Linked DNA regions of Mus musculus: region 1 is linked to region 2. Evidence: chromatin loops called from intact Hi-C (ENCODE). Cell type or tissue: left cerebral cortex. All regions are shown on one strand. Each heading gives the region's core, and the rest is flanking DNA. Links, peaks and the distances in the headings are about the cores only.

The links. Peaks named below come from ENCODE experiments on the same cell type or tissue, not always from the same donor. Only the 100,000 strongest peaks of a DNase experiment are listed, where the experiment ranks them.
Region 1: a loop joins it to region 2, with 11 times the contacts of the local background. A loop is called at or near these places in 3 of 42 quality-filtered maps.

What each region holds. Positions count from the first base shown.
Region 1 is chr15:54,740,739-54,750,202 of GRCm38, forward strand. Ccn3 (cellular communication network factor 3) reads left to right here and starts at 5,172. Exons shown (of 5, transcript NM_010930.5): 1 at 5,172-5,299; 2 at 5,434-5,659; 3 at 7,025-7,285; 4 at 8,412-8,626. The coding sequence starts at 5,234. In left cerebral cortex, for the core only: no CTCF peak of the experiment used is centred there; DNase peaks (open chromatin) are centred at 4,305, 4,702, 5,058 and 5,508; H3K4me3 peaks cover 2,012 bases; H3K27ac peaks cover 897 bases.
Region 2 is chr15:54,624,957-54,634,420 of GRCm38, forward strand. No RefSeq gene overlaps it. Among named protein-coding and RNA genes, the nearest start is that of Mal2, 58 kb to the left of the region's middle. In left cerebral cortex, for the core only: no CTCF peak of the experiment used is centred there; DNase peaks (open chromatin) are centred at 870, 5,397 and 6,731; H3K27ac peaks cover 2,643 bases.

The DNA of each region.
Region 1 (9,464 bases), core at 528-8,527, 120 kb after region 2:
ATCTCCCACTGAACCTGGAGCTCACGGATTATGGTAGCCTGGCTTCGCAGCGAGTTGGGATATGCCTGTTTCTGTATACTTGGTGCTATAAAACTAAGGAAAGTTCTCCAAGTACATCCTGGGTAGGAGTATTGTCTGATAAGTAATGAGGTTAGAGTAGACTAAGAACATGCAGACAAGAGCCTCTATTGTCAAATATAGAAGGAGGAAAAGTGAAGAGAGGGAAAGATGGAGGACAAAAAAAAAAAAAAAACCCTATACCACTATGGTTGGCTATCTAGGCCAGCAACTTAGCAAGAATTTCCAATAAGGACTTCACAGAGACCTCAACTCTCACAAAATCTTAATTGTAGAGTGATAAAAGAGACCAGCAAGCCATACCAGATTGGCTTCGAGGACAACAGGAAGCCTTATGTGACATAGGTACTACCAGATGGTCTTGTCTTCAGGTCATAGTTGTTTTGATTTGTGGATCTTTATTCCGACCTTCTGAGTAGACCAGAGAATGGAAGTGTATTGTTCTGTTTGCCAGGTTTCCTCTCTTTCTAAAGAACAGTCCCCCTCTCCTAAGAAACTGCTTTTGCTTTCTCTTCCACCAAACTTTCTCGTTTCCTCAGATGACCCCAGACTGATTCCTGGGTTTCCCTTTCCTTAATTTCTCTAAGTTGAATCTAATACAAAGGGATGTTCCTTCTATGGCAATGTGGCCATAAAAGTCAGGGACTTGAACGAATCATCCCTCCCTTTGTAGGGAAGAGGCTGGTGTATGTTGTCGAAACGCAGAGAAAATATAAGGACCATTAAAGAGACTTGGTCTTGGCAGTCGTCAGTGCCCTCACAGCCATCCTGTGGACTTAGATTTTTCAGAACCTACTTTAATTAGTGTTCTTAAATGCATTAACCTCCCGTCTAGCTCACCAACCAGAGGTAACACAAGAAGAAGTTTAATAGGAAAGAGGGTTTGTAAACCTGTTTAGAAGTAGTTCTTTGGGGCAATTACAATCTTCTGTGTCAATATATCAGCAGTCCAATCCAATAGCAAACGCCAAACAGGAATCAGTAGCAGAAGCTCGATCCGGCAGAAACTGCAAGGCTCCACTGAATTGGCACAGGTCAGCGGAAGTGGCAAGAATCAGTCAGAATACCACGAGAAGTTCTTTGATGCATATCTCTCTACGAAGTGATGACCAGCTAAGACCAGCTGAGCGTTGCAAGGCAGAGCAATGCAAGAGCATCCTATCACTCTCTGTGGGGTTACATTTATATTTTTTCTAAACATCACGAGCCCTCTCAAGTGTCCTCTCCAGCAAATCATCACATGCCCTCTCATGTGTCTGCTTCAGCAAAACATCCTCTCATGTGTCTGCTTCGGCAAAACATCCTCTTACAAGACAGCTTCCAGAAAAACATCATGGGACACAACTGAGTTTCCAAAGAAACCAGAAATTTTCACTTCATATCCCCTTTTCTGTTTAAAAATCATCTCTAACATTAACAATCTACACACAACAGAAATAAAAGAACCATAAAACTAGAACTTTACATCATATTTTAAAGAAAGCTGCATATGTACAATATATCAAACAATAGCCAAACAAAACAACCTTAAATTTCTATCACGATATATTAAACCATGCCAAAGTAAAATATTTAAGACCGGTATACTTAATTTTTATTTTAAAAACTTATTTATTGTTATTCCCTTTTCCTTTATTTATTATTGCTTTCTCCCGTCATAAGATAAGAAAGTTCATTTTAAGAAAGGAAAACAGGGGAGTAAAATCCATGATTTAAAGCTTACTTTGTTTCCTCCCTGGTCATGACCATTAACAACCTACCACCCTAGATGATTACAACCATAACACATCAAATGACCAAAACCATCCACCACAACCTAAGGGACAAGGACCACAGGTTTCTTATAATTGCATCCTGCTGAACTGGGGTAAAAAAAATGTGTTTGGGCTCCGCCCAAAAAAATGGTTCGACTTTAGAGAGCTAGCTGTAGCATTTGTTGCCCAGTCTCTGTGTTGTCTGTCCAGTCTCTGTGTGATCAATCTTTCGGGTAGTCTAGGTTGTTTTACATTCATATTTTGGAGAAATCAGTAACTGAGACAGTCTGTGAGAGTCAGGGCTATTTGCTTGGTGGTGACATTCATGTCTCAGCTGATAAAAGGTTTTCTCTGATCAGATCTAATCTTTGTAAGCTTTGTGAGTAACCACATTTTTTTATTCCCTGTAAATACATATGCATAACCACGACCCCGTCTTAAAACTGTTGCAGGTCTCCATACTAATGTCAACACACCCTTAGAGTATATTGGTTGGCTTAGTACCTCAGGGGTTTTTTTTTTTCCAATAATCCAGTGTCTTTCTGCTGGTATTGTTCCTTTTTCACCAATATTAAGAAAATTTAGAGTTAACAAAGCATTATTTAGGCTGCCCCTGGGATTTTCTACTCTTCCTTTTTGTTTAATAAGCATCTCTTTTAAGATATGCATGGCTCTTCCTATAATTGCTTATCTTGTGGGATTGTGTGGTGTACCAGTAATATGTTTTATATTGTAATATGCAAAAAATTGCTGTATCTTATTGGATACATATGCAGGAGCATTATCAGCCTTAATTTGTGCATAATGCCCTATTAAAACCCTCCTTTAGGCAAAGCTTAGTCAAGTTTAGTTTCTAGAATTCACCAGCAGGAGTCTTTAAAACAGTGAAATGAATTATCTATCCTGTCTATCCTGTATGAAAGACACACAATCCAGGCATTTTATTTACAAGCTATAAATCTAGATTGGGCAGATTTGGGAGCTTTTCAAACTTATATCCTGCCCGTATGACTCTTGTTACTTGCAGTTTTCTTCTAGCCAGATGCTCATGGTCCATGTCCTGTCATGGTGGCTTCCTCCTCTCTTGGTTTCCTTTCTTCTCTCCCAGTCTCTCTACCTGTGATCCCCAGCCAGGTAACTGAAAACCCACCTATTTTATCAACTATCCAATCAAGAGCTTTAGCCTTTTACTGACCAATTAACTTAGGGAACAAGGTTACATAGCATCACTTGGTATACAGGAGGATTTGTTCACTGGGGTAACCAAATCTCAGGAGCCAGTATTCAGCATTTGAATACATAACAGCACCAGATTAGCCATAACATAGAAGTGTGTCTGCCATTTCCTTGTCCTTAAATTACACCTTTCTTCCCTTCCTCACCCTTTCCCAGACTGAAGCCCAAACTCAGTGCTGTGCCCAATTCCTTTGCCCAAAGTTAGCTTCCATTTAATCAGGCACTAAAATTCAACATCCCAAGAGCCACCCTGGAGAGGGTCAAGAATCAGCGATTTTGGGAGACGTGCGCTCTCATTGTCTCGGATGTGCAGCTGGATGGAAGCATGGCAGAGCCAGGTGATACATGAGCCCCACTAACCTGATGGACGCCTCCAATCAGATGTGCAAATTAGCTCCCCTACCTCTGCCTAAACTTTGCATGCTTCTCATCCAGAGTGTGCCAAACAAAAGCAGAATTGTCACCATTGTGGGAATGCATCTGAGCAGTTCTGAGCTCTAAAAGAATAGCCATAAAGGAGGTAGAAGTGACTGTGCCATCTTGGAGTATTAGAGGGACAGCCCGGGCTCCCTATGCACTCTGCCATTGGTTTCCCTCCTGCTGAAGGTCAGTAATGCAAGGGCAATTTGTTTCTTTGTAAAGTCTAGAGCTATACAAGCCTGTATAATCTTGCTCACCAAGTGTTTTGTTTGTTTGGTTGGTTGGTTGGTTGGTTGGTTGGTTGGTTGATTTGGTTTGGTTTGGTGATTTGAAGTAGCTATCCTCAAGAGGGCTGCGTGCGCATAGTCCCTCCCCACCAAGGGGCATAATACTGAAGTCAAGGCGAAAACATGTTTTAAATCTGTTGGTCACTTTTTTGGTTTTGTTTTGTTTTGTTTTGTTTTGTTTTGTTTTTTTAAGACAGGGTTTCTCTGTATAGCCCTGGCTGTCCTGGAACTCACTTTGTAGACCAGGCTAGCCTCGAACTCAGAAATCCATGTGTCTCTGCCTCCCAAGTGCTGTGATTAAAGGTGTGCGCCACTGCCTGCTGGTCATTTTTGAAGGGGTCAAACTTGCTCTCTATTTCTTCTGACAGAAGGGAAGCATACCTCAGCACATCACCTTTTTCTTTTGCAAATGAATGCCAGCTGGAGAGTCAAGTCAAGCAGGAAGCATCCTCTCTCAGGCTCCTGCTCCATTCATGGGGCACTGAGTGCAAGCCAGTGAGGCAGTTAGAAGCAGTTTTACATCTGATGTCATATGGCAGATGCTTCAAGACTTTTCCTCTACTAGAAAACGTCTCCCTGCTCCCGTTTTTATTTGTGTTCCATTGTTTCATGTTTATTTCTACTGAGCATGTAGAACTTGGGTTTTAAGACTTTGCAAATCTTGGCGTGATTACAATCAGAAGAATTTGGCCATTTGGCCAATAGCAGCCCCCAACTCTGATGAAGTGACTCTTTTCTGTTATTTCATTTCCCTCGTGTGTGTGTGTGTGTGTGTGTGTGTGTGTGTGTGTGTCGTGTCGTGTCCTTTCCTCCTACCCACCCCCTCAAAATATTTCAAAGAGTCCCCCAATAAAGGGTGACAAACTTGCATGTGCTTCCCTTATGACTAAACTTCTGGGCCTCTGGCCAATCCCTGCCCAGCTCATATGGCTCCAAACTTTAAGCATCCCGATCAAGAGCTCCACATTTGTAGCTCTGGTTGGAACTGTGAGGGCGGAGGGTGCTAGGAAGTAGCGGTGTCAGGGGGAAGGTGAAGCAACCACCCAGAGGAAGAGGGTGTTTCCTTCTCACGAGCTGTAGCTGGCTCGGGGTCTTGGCCTCCGGGCTCCACCCAGTCCCTCCCTGTGCTCAGGGAAAAGCCAGTCCACTCACTCACACACACACACACACACACACACACACACACACACACACACACACACAGAGGCATACTCAGGCCGGGCGCCACGCCCTAAGGAGAGCTGCCTTGGGGCCCATCACCAAGGCAACCGCGGAGCTCCTTCTATTTCCCCACCCAGCTGATTCCCCCCACCCCACCCCCTCCTCCCAGTGCAGCCAACCGGTTTTGCGTCCCTGGAGCGCACTATAAAACCTGCACGGGTGGCGCTCGCCGCTCAGCCAGACCTGGGTGAAGGGGCAGTCCCATCTCCAGCCTGTAACAGCCCTAGCAGGCAGAACATGAGCCTCTTCCTGCGAAAGCGATGCCTCTGCCTAGGCTTCCTGCTCTTCCATCTCTTAAGTCAAGTAAGTGGCGCACGCTTAAGATGCCCCCGATTACTTGGACCTCCTGGACTGCCTCTGGTCCGTCCCGGGCTCACCCTGCCTTGGTTCGCCCCTGATAACCTGAGTTCGTTTTCTTGTCTCGTCGATCTTCCTAGGTCTCTGCATCTCTGCGCTGCCCTTCTCGGTGCCCACCCAAGTGCCCCAGTATATCACCGACCTGCGCCCCCGGGGTGCGCTCGGTGCTGGACGGCTGCTCCTGCTGTCCGGTGTGCGCCCGCCAGCGCGGGGAGAGTTGTTCTGAGATGAGACCCTGTGACCAGAGCAGTGGTCTCTACTGTGACCGCAGCGCAGACCCCAACAACCAGACTGGCATTTGCATGGGTAATCCTACCTCCATTCCCACCCTGCTGTCCCCTTCTTGGCCTGACCTCTCCTCTGGCAGCTAGGTGAAACTTGGCCCTCTTTTTTTACTTTCCCAGAGAACTAAGCAAAAACATTTGTAGCAATAGTGCAGTACAGTAATTGACATGTGTGGAGAGCTTTCAATGTACCGGGTATCAGGCTGAGAGGAAACATGCACCGTGCAGGTAGGTCACTTGCCGCCTAGAGAAGGGATGAAAACAGAGTTAAGGGCCAGAGTTTGGCCAGCTCCAGGGGAACACTTGGGGTGATGGAAGTATGAGCTTACCCCCAGGTCTATAGTCCCCCTCTGCCTCCACCCCCCACCCGCAGCAGCCCAGAGAGTTTGCTTTCACACCTGTAATTGTCCTAATTGGAGCCAAAGCAACTCCTTCTCCTGGGAGGACTATGACACTCCAATCTGAGCTACAGTAAAATAAAATGCAGGCAACTCACCAACCGAGACTTATGGGAAGTAATCAATGGGAGATCAATTTCCCATCAGGTACTGTAATTAGGGTCATACCTACCACCCTTGGTAAGAGTCTGAAGCGCTCTCTGTCTCTCTCTCTCTCTCTGTCTCTCTCTCTGTCTCTCTCTCTCTCTGTCTCTCTCTCTGTCTCTCTCTCTCTCTCTGTCTCTCTCTGTCTCTCTCTGTCTCTCTCTCTGTCTCTCTCTGTCTCTCTCTCTCTCTCTCTGTCTCTCTCTCTCTGTCTCTCTCTCTCTGTCTCTCTCTCTCTCTCTCTCTCTCTCTCTCTCTCTCTCTCTCTCTCTCTCCCTCCCTCCCTTTCAGCTAGTGGTGACATACTGTGCTTCAATATCAAGAAAACTTAATGCCTTTCCCAATCTGACCAGTGAACCTATTTGGTTGTAAATCCTAAACTACTACAGAAGATGACTCTTTGGAGACCATCTCTTCTTTAGAGAATAGGGTCTCTGGAGCATGACTTCAGCATCTATTCTGGTCTTTGTTCTGTGTTTCTGTCTTAGAAATGAAATCATTTCGGGGTAGGTACTTTTGAAAGGAAGTAGAGATGTGTCAGAAGCCATCAATTAACCAGAATATGTGTATTGCCATGTGCAGAGTCTGCAGTATTTACAGTCCTCTTTGCTCACTCATGAGAACTAGGTGAAGAAAGGAGGACCAGGTGGGATTGGTGCCTTCTCCTCCTTCTGGAAGCAACCGCAAGGACTTATCTCTCTTTAAGACATATACTAAGCCAGTCATCTGCACTAGAAAATGAAGAACTTCTGACCATGTCCTACCATTTTACACAGCTTCCAGTTGAATTACACGTTTCTCTCTTTCTCTCCTCTTCCCTTTGCCTTCCTGCCTGAATATTCTAGTTCCAGAGGGAGACAACTGTGTGTTCGATGGGGTCATTTACCGCAACGGAGAGAAGTTTGAGCCGAACTGTCAGTACTTCTGCACCTGCAGAGATGGGCAGATTGGCTGTCTGCCCCGCTGCCAGCTAGACGTGCTACTGCCGGGTCCTGACTGCCCAGCTCCGAGAAAAGTCGCAGTGCCAGGGGAGTGCTGCGAAAAGTGGACCTGTGGCTCAGACGAGCAGGGGACGCAGGGGACGCTGGGAGGCTTGGCCCTTCCAGGTGAGAAACCCAGCAGACGTGGGACAGTTAAGGGGAAATCTAGTCACAATGCAGGTGTGACTCTGGGATTTAAGATGAGGCGCTGCTTTCCATCCCATTGTGAACTACAGATCGCCCAAACAAGATCAAACGCATCATTTATTTAACTCTGAGCTAGATTACTGAAATATGCGCACAGCCTCTGTTTTAAAGGGGCCCAATAGAGACAGCCACAGTGTTTCATTTTTGCCTTCTGAGAGAGAGAGAGAGAGAGAGAGGAAGGAAGGAAGGAAGGAAGGAAGGAAGGAAGGAAGGAGGAAGGAAAGAAAGAAAGAAAAAAAGAAAGAGAGAGAGAGAGAGAGAGAGAGAGAGGAAGAAAGAAAGAAAGAAAGAAGGAAAGAAAGAAAGAAAGAAAGAGAGAAAGAAAGAAAGAAAGAAAGAAAGAAAGAAAGAAAGAAAGAAAGAAAGAAGAAATCTCTTTTCTGTGATAGTTTTTTGTTGTTGTTCTTAATTTGGCTGGCTCTGCTTGCTCATCAGAATTAAAATGTGACATTGGGGAAATGCCTCAGTTGGTAAAGTAATATGGTGCAGGTGTGAGAACCTCAGTTGGACCCTCAGTATTCTTAAAAAACAAAAACAAAAACCCTGCCTGGGGTCACTAGCCAAACTAATCAAGTAGCCCCAGATTTCAGTGACTATGCTTGTGAAGAACAACACTGAAGGTAGATTTGTGGCCTCTGTACACATGTGCATGCACACCTTCAAACACATGGGCATACACACACACACACACACACACACACACCCCTGAACAAATATACAAAAATTAAACTGTTAACATGAACTTCTTGTGTACCAAATCATGTATTGAAAATTCAGCGTATGATGGTATATGTTCTTAAGTACATATAATTACTAAGTTTCTTAGGGCAACTTGTCCTAAGCTTCTTGGGGTTCGGTGAATAAAGATTTGTTGAAATCCTACATTGTGCCCTACCTATTAAGGGATTGTACATAAACCTAGTGCTGTGTTCTGCAAAACTGGTATATATCAGCTACAGAATTAAAATTTATGATCTAGTGTTTTCTGAGAGATAACACTTATATCTCCATCCTTTAGTGTAATAATGATTTATGCCTTCAATAGCCTATAGACCGGAAGCCACCGTAGGAGTTGAAGTCTCTGACTCCAGCATTAACTGCATTGAGCAGACGACGGAGTGGAGCGCATGTTCCAAGAGCTGTGGAATGGGCGTGTCCACCCGGGTCACCAACAGGAATCGCCAGTGTGAGATGGTAAAACAGACTCGTCTCTGCATCGTTCGGCCTTGTGAACAAGAGCCCGAGGAAGTAACAGACAAGGTAGGAACCTATCCCTTTATACCAGTGGCCTTGACTCCTTGGAGCCTGGCCTCTAGAAAGTCACTGTCACACTAGCTGAAAAAAAAGAAAACAATATGCCCTAGGTGGGCATTAACCCAAACAAAGAGCATGGAGCACCCTGAATCAAAATCAGTACCTCCCATCTTTCATTTTTAACATACACAAATGCTCCCAGGAAACTCACAGCAGGTCTACAAACACATGGGAAAGGATGCAGAGCTATAATACTTTATCCTAATGAGGATGCTCTAGTAAATCAAATCCCATACCTGGAGGGAAAAAGTAGCTTTCTAATTGTGAAGAAGAGCTGCCTTTAGCAAAGTTAGCTTTTTAAATAAACCAGGTATGAGCTATAGGACTAGGATAAAGACTATGCCTGCTTTACTCATCTTGCAGTCCAAAGATCCTACTATGTGCCCTGGAATATATTGTGTACATAATAAACAGCTGTCAGCAAATGCATGAATGGATGTCTGGGAATTATGAACAATATTTTCAAAAGCCTGGTAGACACAGTACGTTTGCCAGAGTAAGGCAACAGGAGCCAAATGAAACAACATATTTCCTCCCAACCACCACCACCTTCTTTTTGTTGTTGATGGAATTATGTCAACACAGTATGTTGATTCTAGGTATAAAGATCGGGAGCCCTAATTGGTTCCTGATGACATAAAAGGTCTTGTTGCAGAACTGGATCAGATAACTAAACTATCAGATTAACCATTACATAGATTCTTATATCAGCCGAGGACAAAATAAAATAGCCCCTGGAAATTCAAGCTCTGTGTATCTCTACTCTGAAGCAGTATCATATAAT
Region 2 (9,464 bases), core at 589-8,588:
AATATATGACCAAGGACAGTTAACACACAGTGACGTATACTTGTTCAGCAGCGGCATCTTGCTGTACTTCTAATATATAGCAACAATTTATAGGGATGTAATAAGCACACGGGTAAATAGAGATCAGTGAAATGAGGAATAAATAAAATATATTTTCTTTTTTTTAAATTAGGTATTTTCCTCATTTACATTTTCAATGCTATCCCAAATGTCCCCCATACCCACCCCCCCAATCCCCTACCCACCCACTCCCCCTTTTTGGCCCTGGTGTTCCCCTGTACTGGGGCATATAAAGTTTGCAAGTCCAATGGGCCTCTCTTTGCAGTGATGGCCAACTAGGCCATCTTTTGATACATATGCAGCTAAAGACAAGAGTTCCCGGGTACTGGTTAGTTCATATTGTTGTTCCACCTAAAAATATATTTTCTGAGCATATGCATCACTGGCATAATTTTGTTTTCTCACCCTTCAAGGTAACCAGTTTCAAACCCGCTTATATGTTTTAATCACTAAATTTCAATATAAAATATCAGAACAAAGTAATTTGTATTTTAACCAGGGTTATTACTTGATTTTTATACAAAGTTGATTTGGTTGTCCTGAATTTAAAACCAGAAACAAACAAACACTTTACTTCTATAGAGAGTTCTTTATTTCTTTCACACTTTGCTCTCATTGAGAGAAATGTTAAGTTTGTATTTAAAAGTAAGAAGGGATTTTCTTTAGAATTATTAAGTTGAAATAGCTACTGTCTGGCAAAAACAAAACAAAAGCAGAATCCTTGATGCACAGAGCCCTAAAAAGGATTCCATATGGCCAACATATCTGCAAATAGCAAAGGTAGTCTATTCACATATGAAACCAAAAGATGCTTATCCAAGTTGTCAGTCTGCATGGTTTCTATAGACCAGCTCCTTTAGTCCACACTGTTGAGATAAGGATTGTATAGCAAGGAGGAAGCAAGAGTCTTCCTTAAGGATATATTTATCCATTTTTCTACCACATTTTATGCCTTTAGCATTTGAAAAATATTGACTGTACTCACAAGTATTAAATTTATGACAGGTTAGTAGGGATTTTTCAGCATAGTTTGATCCAACTGCCGCCTTTGAAGTAGAGTCTCTACTATAATGTACTTTGCCAAATACATATTGGCTGTCTCCTTGAGAACAAGAACAAATGGACTGGAAACATGTTTTGTAAGCCACTTGCTGGGTAGAGAGAGGAACTGGCTGCAGACAGAGTGACCAGCAAACCAGTGAGCTATTTACAGCCCCCATTCAGCTGTATTGAGGAGGTAAGCTAGAGCCAGGACTTCTCTCTGTGATGTCCCATTTATTCTGCTCCATACTATCAACCTGTCAGTGGGAGGGGTAAAGTCTCCAAAAAGGGGGAGTGGTTTGAACTCACACAAAAAGGTGGGAAAATGGAGGTCGGAAGACAGACTCCACAGAGGTTCTTGCAGCCAGTCTGTTGTAAGTGTTGGATGAATTACCCAAGCTCAGGGCTCACCATTTTATCCCTTCATAAAAAATAAGCCCTACAGTATTTGTCCAAAGTGCCAAGTCAAATTACCACAATTCATCACCATAAAATACTTTGCATTCCTTCCCAGCCTGGGCTGGCTTTGTTCTTGGGGAGTTCTTGGAGAATTTTAGGCTTATTGTTCTGAAGCCTCTTATTCTCAACTAAAGATTGGTAAGTATCTGAGACTCGGGTGACTTCACTTACAGGTACTCAGGTGCATTGTGGCTGAGAATTATGGCAGTCTTCCTTTATTCTGATAGCAGGGAGATGGCTGGAAGTAAACCAGGAGTGTCTCGCTGTTGAATATAAGTTAAATGGCAGTTGAAAAAGTACATTTCATTTCAAGATTGGAAACAACTTGATTGAAATGTAGAAAGGGATAAGTATCATTAAATGGAAAAATCTAGAGCAGGTAAAGGGAAAACTGCCTTATACTGCTTGAAAAGTAAATATGCAACAATAACAGAAAAGCAGGCATTCACTTTGAGTATCTATGGTGGACTAGGGAGGAAGGAAATGGGGAAATGGGAAGTGATATAGTTTATTTTAATTTAAAATGGAAAATATCAATTTGTTTTTAAAAAGTTAACAAAAATTTGTTGAGCAGGAACTTCTCAGAATAATTGAAGAATAAATACAAACCAACAGCTGTTTGAAAAAACATTCAATATCCTTATTAACTAAGAGTCCACCTAAGCCAGTTTGAAATGGCTGCCATGAGAAAACAAACAACAAACACGAGTGGAGATACAGGGCAAGAGAAACCCTAAGACACAGCTAGTACAACCACTGTGGAAGTCAGAATGGAAGGCCTCCAAAAACCTAAAAGCAGAGAGGACCAAAGAGATGGCTCAGCACCTAGGAGTGCTCCTTGCTTTTGCAGATGACCCCCAGTTCAATCTCTAGAACACACAAGGTGGATCACAATTATCCTTAACTACAGTTCTAAGGGATTTGGTGCCTTCTTCTGACTCTGTGGATACCAGGCACACATATACATCCTCACAAGAAAAGCACACATACACATAAAACTAACTAAATACATATATAAGAAAATAAAACATTAAGAGGGCAATTTGCTTCTGAAAAAAAATCAAGAAAAATTTAACCTAAAAAGAGAGCTGCTATATAATCTTGTTATACCACTCCCCAAATCTCTCTCCCTCTCCCCACACTGTGTGTGTGTGTGTGTGTGTGTGTGTGTGTGTGTGTGTGTGTGTGTGTGTTAGGGTTCCACAGACATGTCTACACTTCTGTATTTATTACTGCATGTTCACAATAGTATAGTTGTAGAATCTGCCTAGATTCCCATTAACAGGTCAACAGATAAAAGGAGTGTGATACTTATTCAAAATAGGGTAGTGGCCTCTTTTTTTTTAACCATTAAAAAATATAGGATTTAAACAAACACCCAATTTTCCTGTTCTCAATTTGAAACACTTCCTTCAACACAACAGTGTTTATTCAGTTGTAAAGAAGAATTAAGCAATATCATTGGCAGAAGAATGGATGGAACTGGAGGTCATCATGACAAATGAAAGAAGACAAACTGAGAAAGACAAATAGCACATGTTTTCTGTCATATGCACAGTCTTTGTGCATGCACACGCACACACCCACATGCATGCACACACACACGTGCATACACACGCACACGTGCATGCACACGCATACAGAGAGAGGGGGGACTGAGCGAGAGGAGGGAGAGGGAAAGAAGACTATGTTTGAGGAGGACTAACTCGGGGTGGCAGAAGAAAGCATTACATATGGTGAGAAATACAAATATGGCATTATTTTCTCCCATGCCAAGTGACATGGTTTGAATCAGAATGTCCCTGAAAGGCTCATGAATTAAACTTTGTCTCCCAGATGATAATATTACATTGACCCTTGTCTCAGTTATGGGTTACTATTGCTGAGATCAAACACCATAGCCAAATGCAGCTTGAGGAGGAAAGAATTTATTTGGCTTACACATCTATATCCCTGTTCATCATCAAAGGAGGTCAGGGCAGGGACTCAGAAAGGGCAGGAACCTGGAGATAGAAGCCCATGAAGAAGTACTGCTCACTGGTTTCCCCTTTATGACTTGTTCAGCCTGCTTTCTCATGGAACCCAGGAATACCAGCCCAGCAATAGCACCTCCCACAATAGACCAGAACCTCACCCATCAATCACTAAGAAAATGCCCTTCAGACTGGTCTGCAGCCCGTATTATGAAGCCATCTTCTCAGTTGAGGTTTTCTCATCTCAAATGAGACTTTCATCTCAAATGGCTGTGTCAAGTTAACATAAAACTATCCAGGACCACCTTCCTCTAGCTGGAGAAAGTGGGCCACGGGAGGATGCTCATGGATGAATTGTCCCTAGCTCTGTCTTAACATGCATTCTCTGCTTCCTCATCTTCCAGGAACTGAGTAGCTGTTGTCGCCTGCTGCTTCCTCCCAGCATAGAGCATCCTGAGCCACCATGTCATCCCTGCCATGGGCCCATCTGTTACTGGCCTGGACGCAGACTACTGAAGCCTGTGGTTATGTGACAGTGTAGATCCTTGGGTCTGGGAGTTCCAGTCTCAAGCATTAGTTTGTTGGGTTGTTTTTTTGCAAGGGCTGGTGCTATAATAGGCTACAGCATCAAGCGTGGTGGTGAGATATGTCTGGAGGGTTTACCAGTGACTACCCTGAAGTTTGAGGATGTGGGCTTTCCAGTGCTGAGTTTCACTGAGATAGCCTCGGCCTTAGGGTTCAGGGAAAGTATTATTATACTCCCTGCTCCCAGATGGAGGGTGTGTTCTGTACCATCTGTGATAAGGGGAGAGATGACACCCATCATTCAACACTCTCCTCCCTTAGCCCTTCAATGCTGCTTTTCTTATTCCTGCTCTGTCCCCAAGTGCTGGAACCTTCCTTTCAACAAAAGCCAAATGAGACAAGCTCACAGACAACATCACATGAAATGATGAAAACTTCAAAGTTATTTTGCGAATATCAGAAAAAGACTCATCATTTTTGCCAGTTAAACAGTCATTACAGTGCTAGATTGGTCCCAGTTGGAATTATTAAGAATTATTAGGCAAGAGAAAGGAATGAGGAACAGGAGAAGTCTAAAGGGGAGAATATTATCTTGTTAGAATGCATGCTTTCACACATAGGAAACCCTGAAGTTTCTTCTTCTTCTTCTTCTTCTTCTTCTTCTTCTTCTTCTTCTTCTTCTTCTTCTTCTTCTTCTTCTTCTTCTTCTTCTTCTTCTTCTTCTTCTTCTTCTTCTTCTTCTTCTCTCTCCTCTCTCTCTCTTCCTCTCTCTCTCTCCTCTCTCTCTCTCTCTCTCCTCTCTCTCTCCTCTCTCTCTCTCTCTCTCTCTCTCTCTCTCTCTCTCTCTCTCTCTCTCTCTCTCTCTCTCTCCTCTCTCTCTCTCATTCCCCTTTTCCACTAGTAAATAAGAGCAGGAAAACTGTAAGGCACAAAATCAGTGCATTTCTATAAACTATCCTACATATTGCTAATGAACTATTCAAAAATAAATCAAGAAAATAATCCCATTTACAACAGTTTTAAAAAAATAAAATTAAACTCTTAGAAATAGACTTAACCAAAGATTTGGGGAAATCATGTATTGAAACATATAAAACTGGTTTAAAACGTGGATTAATGTGCAAATAAGTAAAAAGATATTCCATGTTTGTGGGTCAAAAGTTTAGTTTTGTTAGAATGCCCATGCTACCTAGAATAATGTACAGATTCAGTGTGAGCCCTCAACTTACCAACACAATATTTTATAGAACTTCCAACTCCCAGGGTGGTGATGGCATTTACTTGTTTTCTTTAGCTGTTCACTCTGTGCATTTGTGTAGGTGTCTCCATCTGGAACTTTATTTTAAGTCTGGTTTGCATGCCAGGCGCAATTTGTAGAACACTTTGAATCTCTCTTGAGAAAGTTAATATAGAATTCTGTTCAGGATGGAAGCAATAGCTACCAAGTATTTTTGCATGCAGAACTCAAACCCACTGAAGGTTCCTGAGGAACCAGTATGACACTAAGAGTATACACTCCATAAACAGAACATAGGCCAGGGTTGCACACAAAATGAACTCAGACCTTTGTTTAAATACGTGGAAGGTTAGTACATCCTCCATTCTGCTATCATGTCCCACAAATTACTTCATTTCAGAGTTAACCCATAGAAATAATGAAACCTTCTCCCCATTAAAAGTTACTTTGCCTTGCAGTGAGCACTTGGATCTTAGAATCACTGATGCATAGATAATAGCATTCAAAACCAACAGCCTGGGTCAGAGTGTGGCTCAAGTTGCACACTTACTTAGCAAATGTGAGATTTATGCTCAGTCCCTAGCACTGAAGAAGAAAGTGTGCAACTCCCTGCCATAAGTGTGTCTACCAGTATAGTGCAAACTCAACCAAAAGAAAGTGGCATAGGACTAACCCAGTCAATCACAGACTAATTGGGGAGAAACTTGTATTTGAGGTAGTTGTGAGCAACAATAAGATGAGGTAGTCTGTGTTTACAATGCTTGCTTATGTTGTGTTTCATACTGAAAAGTGGGAGAAGACAAAAAACCCAGTAATGCCATGTGAAGCCATCTGACTATTTTCTCCATCTAACCTCAAACTCCTTAAAGGGATTGTTTGGGTTCTCTTGAATAAGGTCAACCTTCCCAAAGCAGCAGTAAATACATGACTGTCCTAGTGGGAGGTCCTGCATCTCAGCTTTGACCTATACCCAGAGTACCTTTCTGACCACACCCAACACTATGTCCCTATCAGTTGTCTTCTAGTAATAGTGATAAAGCATTCGTTGCATCTTTTTTCCTGAATACATCTTAGACTGTTTAAAAATCAAAAAACAGGTGTGTCTGTGTGTGTGTGTGTGTACATGTGTGTGAGTGCACACACACTTACACACACATGCAATTCAACCATCTTTTAAGTCCCTAGTAGTTAATCTCCATTGTCCAAATTCCCATTAATGCAAAAGGAAGATGTCTCAAGCTCCTATTTCATGTATTTACAATGCTACTTCCTTCATTCTGGATGCCTGCTCAGATTCATTGCATCACGGACATATTTTCCCATATGTTCACAAAAGCTGCTAGTAACTTGCTACATTATTATGTCACAGATGTGCATGGCTTAGCCCACATTTCATTTCCCAAAGCACCAAGTATGAAAAGCGTTTGCAAGACTTTTTACTCTTGAGTAGGCAGGGCTACTGGGCAGCAACTAGGATGTACAGTTTGACAGACCCTTATTCATATGCAACAATGGAATTCAATTGTTGCTCACTGAGCAACTCAGCTGAGCCCACTGCTCATCTTCTTGCTCACAATCTGGTCTGCTACTCTCTCTCCTACCCACTCTGTCAGCCTTATTTCTCATGTTCTCTCTCTCTCTGCCATGGTTACCAGCTAACAGTGTGCAGTCCTCTTTTACTAACAGAGATCAGTTCACACTCTATCTCCTTCTGTGTAGATTAGTTTGGGAATATGCATTTGCATATTGATCTTGGTGAGTTTGTTTGCAAAGGAATGTTTTTTTCATTAGTGCCAACCTTGGCCCATACAATAGTCAAGTAAAAACCATAGTTAACTTTAAAGAAATAGAATATTTCTCCATGTATTTTCATATTAGCCCAAATGTTACCACCTCAGTATTTCTACATACTGGTTGAAATCCATCATTTTAGTAATACTTATCAATTTTTCTTCTATGTTCCAGGCACTGTGCTAAATAGGTAGGGATATAAATACCTAGCTTTGGCCCCAGGTAACTTAAAGATGAATACAAAGACAGTTAAAACATGTTAAAATCATTTTTTCCTGGGAAGATAAACCCAGGGTTCATAGTAGACCTGGGAAACATTGAAATCCCAGGCCTAGAATGTGCAGAGGGGTAAATTGTGTCTAAAAACACATCCTGGTCCTATTCCTTGATATCTGCACAGAAAGATTCATTTAAATATAATTAATATACATATACCAAGGTAATAAATCCTACTCTAGAATTAAAAATCATCCTAAATATAATCTGTGACCACCCAAGATCAGTCCCTGCAACCACATACTAGAAGGACAGAACAAATTCTGTCAAATTGTTGTCTGACAATACCTGTTTCATGAAACCCTCACTTCCCACACTACACACTCACTAAGTAAATTAAATATCTTTCAATAACCAGATGATATGAAAACCCAGGGTAAAGACTATGGGAAGATGAACAGAGAATTTAAAGTCTTGTTATCACAAGCCAAGAAACATCCCACCAGAAAGTTAAAAAACTAAAAACAAAAATCTTTTTGAGTGAAGCCTGGTTAAAAATAAACAAACCCATGCCCCAGGAGGGGAAAACAAACAACCCACTACTAGTGGCAGTTAGCTAAATGGACGTAGCATCAATCTACCTCCTAAGTATCTATGTCTACAGCCTTAGACAAAAGCTACTCTCAACCCTAATCAAAAAGCTATTTGCAGTGAACTGCTGTGAATGCAGAAACTCCTGTCTGCCACAGATGCTGAGAGTAAGTGACAGATGAAACCTCAGCCTTAAAGGAGTGATTTATACTGCTCATCCAAGGCTCAAAGGAATTTGTGGAAGAGAAAATGAAAGAATTTAACAGCCAAAAGACAAGGAGAAACCTTAAAACTCTGTCCTCTAGATGGGACGCAACCAAAGTAATTCTGACCTTCCTTCCATCTGTAGGTCTACAGAAAAGTGCTTCAACAACCAGACATGAATGAAAGTAGGGTTTATGGGACACTACCCCTTACTGATGAACTACAGGCTACTGATAGATTCTGGTAGAGGGGTAACAGCTGTCTTCAGTTTCATTCCCACTGATATATGCCTTAAGCTCTGCCCCAAAGTACACAGAGAGCCCTGGCCAGACCTGGAGAGACACAAATGAAATAGACATGAATGTTGGAAAGAGACTAGTAGGGAGGAAATATGGTGGAAAGCTGTCCAAAAGGAGCTATATGCCCTAAGTGAGTTATGTCTGCACCATTGTGACAAAAATACCAACCAAGGAGTATACATGGAGAGACCTATGGCTCCAGTTGCATATGTAGCAGAGGATGGCCTTGTTGGGCATCAGTGGTAGGACAGGCCCTTGGTCCTGTGAAGGCTAGGTGCCCCAGTGTAGGGGAATGCCAGGCAGGGAGGTGGGAGTGTGGGGGTGGGTAAAGGAACACCCTCATAGAAGCAGGGAGAAGGAAGATGGGATAGAAGGTTTCTGGGGTGGGAGACTGGGGAAGGAAATTACATTTGAAATGTAAATAAAGAAAATATCCAAGAAAAAATAGAACAAAAGAAAAAAGTCTATGATCAGCTCATGGTGTCAGGTTTCAGTATGTTATGACAGAAAGGTATACTCATGGTGGCAGGCATATGTGCCAGAGGCTGTTCACACCATGGTGGACCACAAAGCAAAAATCTCCACTAAAACCAGAGCCAGGTTATGTCCCCTCTCTGACCCTACCAATGACCTTTCACAACAGGTAAGCTTCTAAAGGTTCTACAACATCCCAACTTCCATAATATTAATTTCTATTAACACAAAAGCAAAATTCTTCAAGCCTCCATCTCACGTGCTTAGAAAGATTGTTTTTCAATAATATAATAAAGAGTATTTGTGGGCAGGTTGACTACTTTTATGTCAACTTGACACAAACTTGAGTCCTTTTTAAGAGGGAGTCTCATTAAGAAAGTGCCCCTACCGCATTGGTTTGTGAGGCCCTTTCTTGATTGATGATTGAGGAGGGTGAGTCCAGCTCACTGTGTGTGGTAGCTCCAGTGGGATGGTAGCCCTGGGTACTGTAAGAAACTCATAAGGAAGAAGTCAGTAAGTTGCAATTTCCCATTGCCTTAGTGTGCATTAGTTTCAGCTTCCAAATTCCTGACTTGAGTTCTTGCCCTGAGTTCC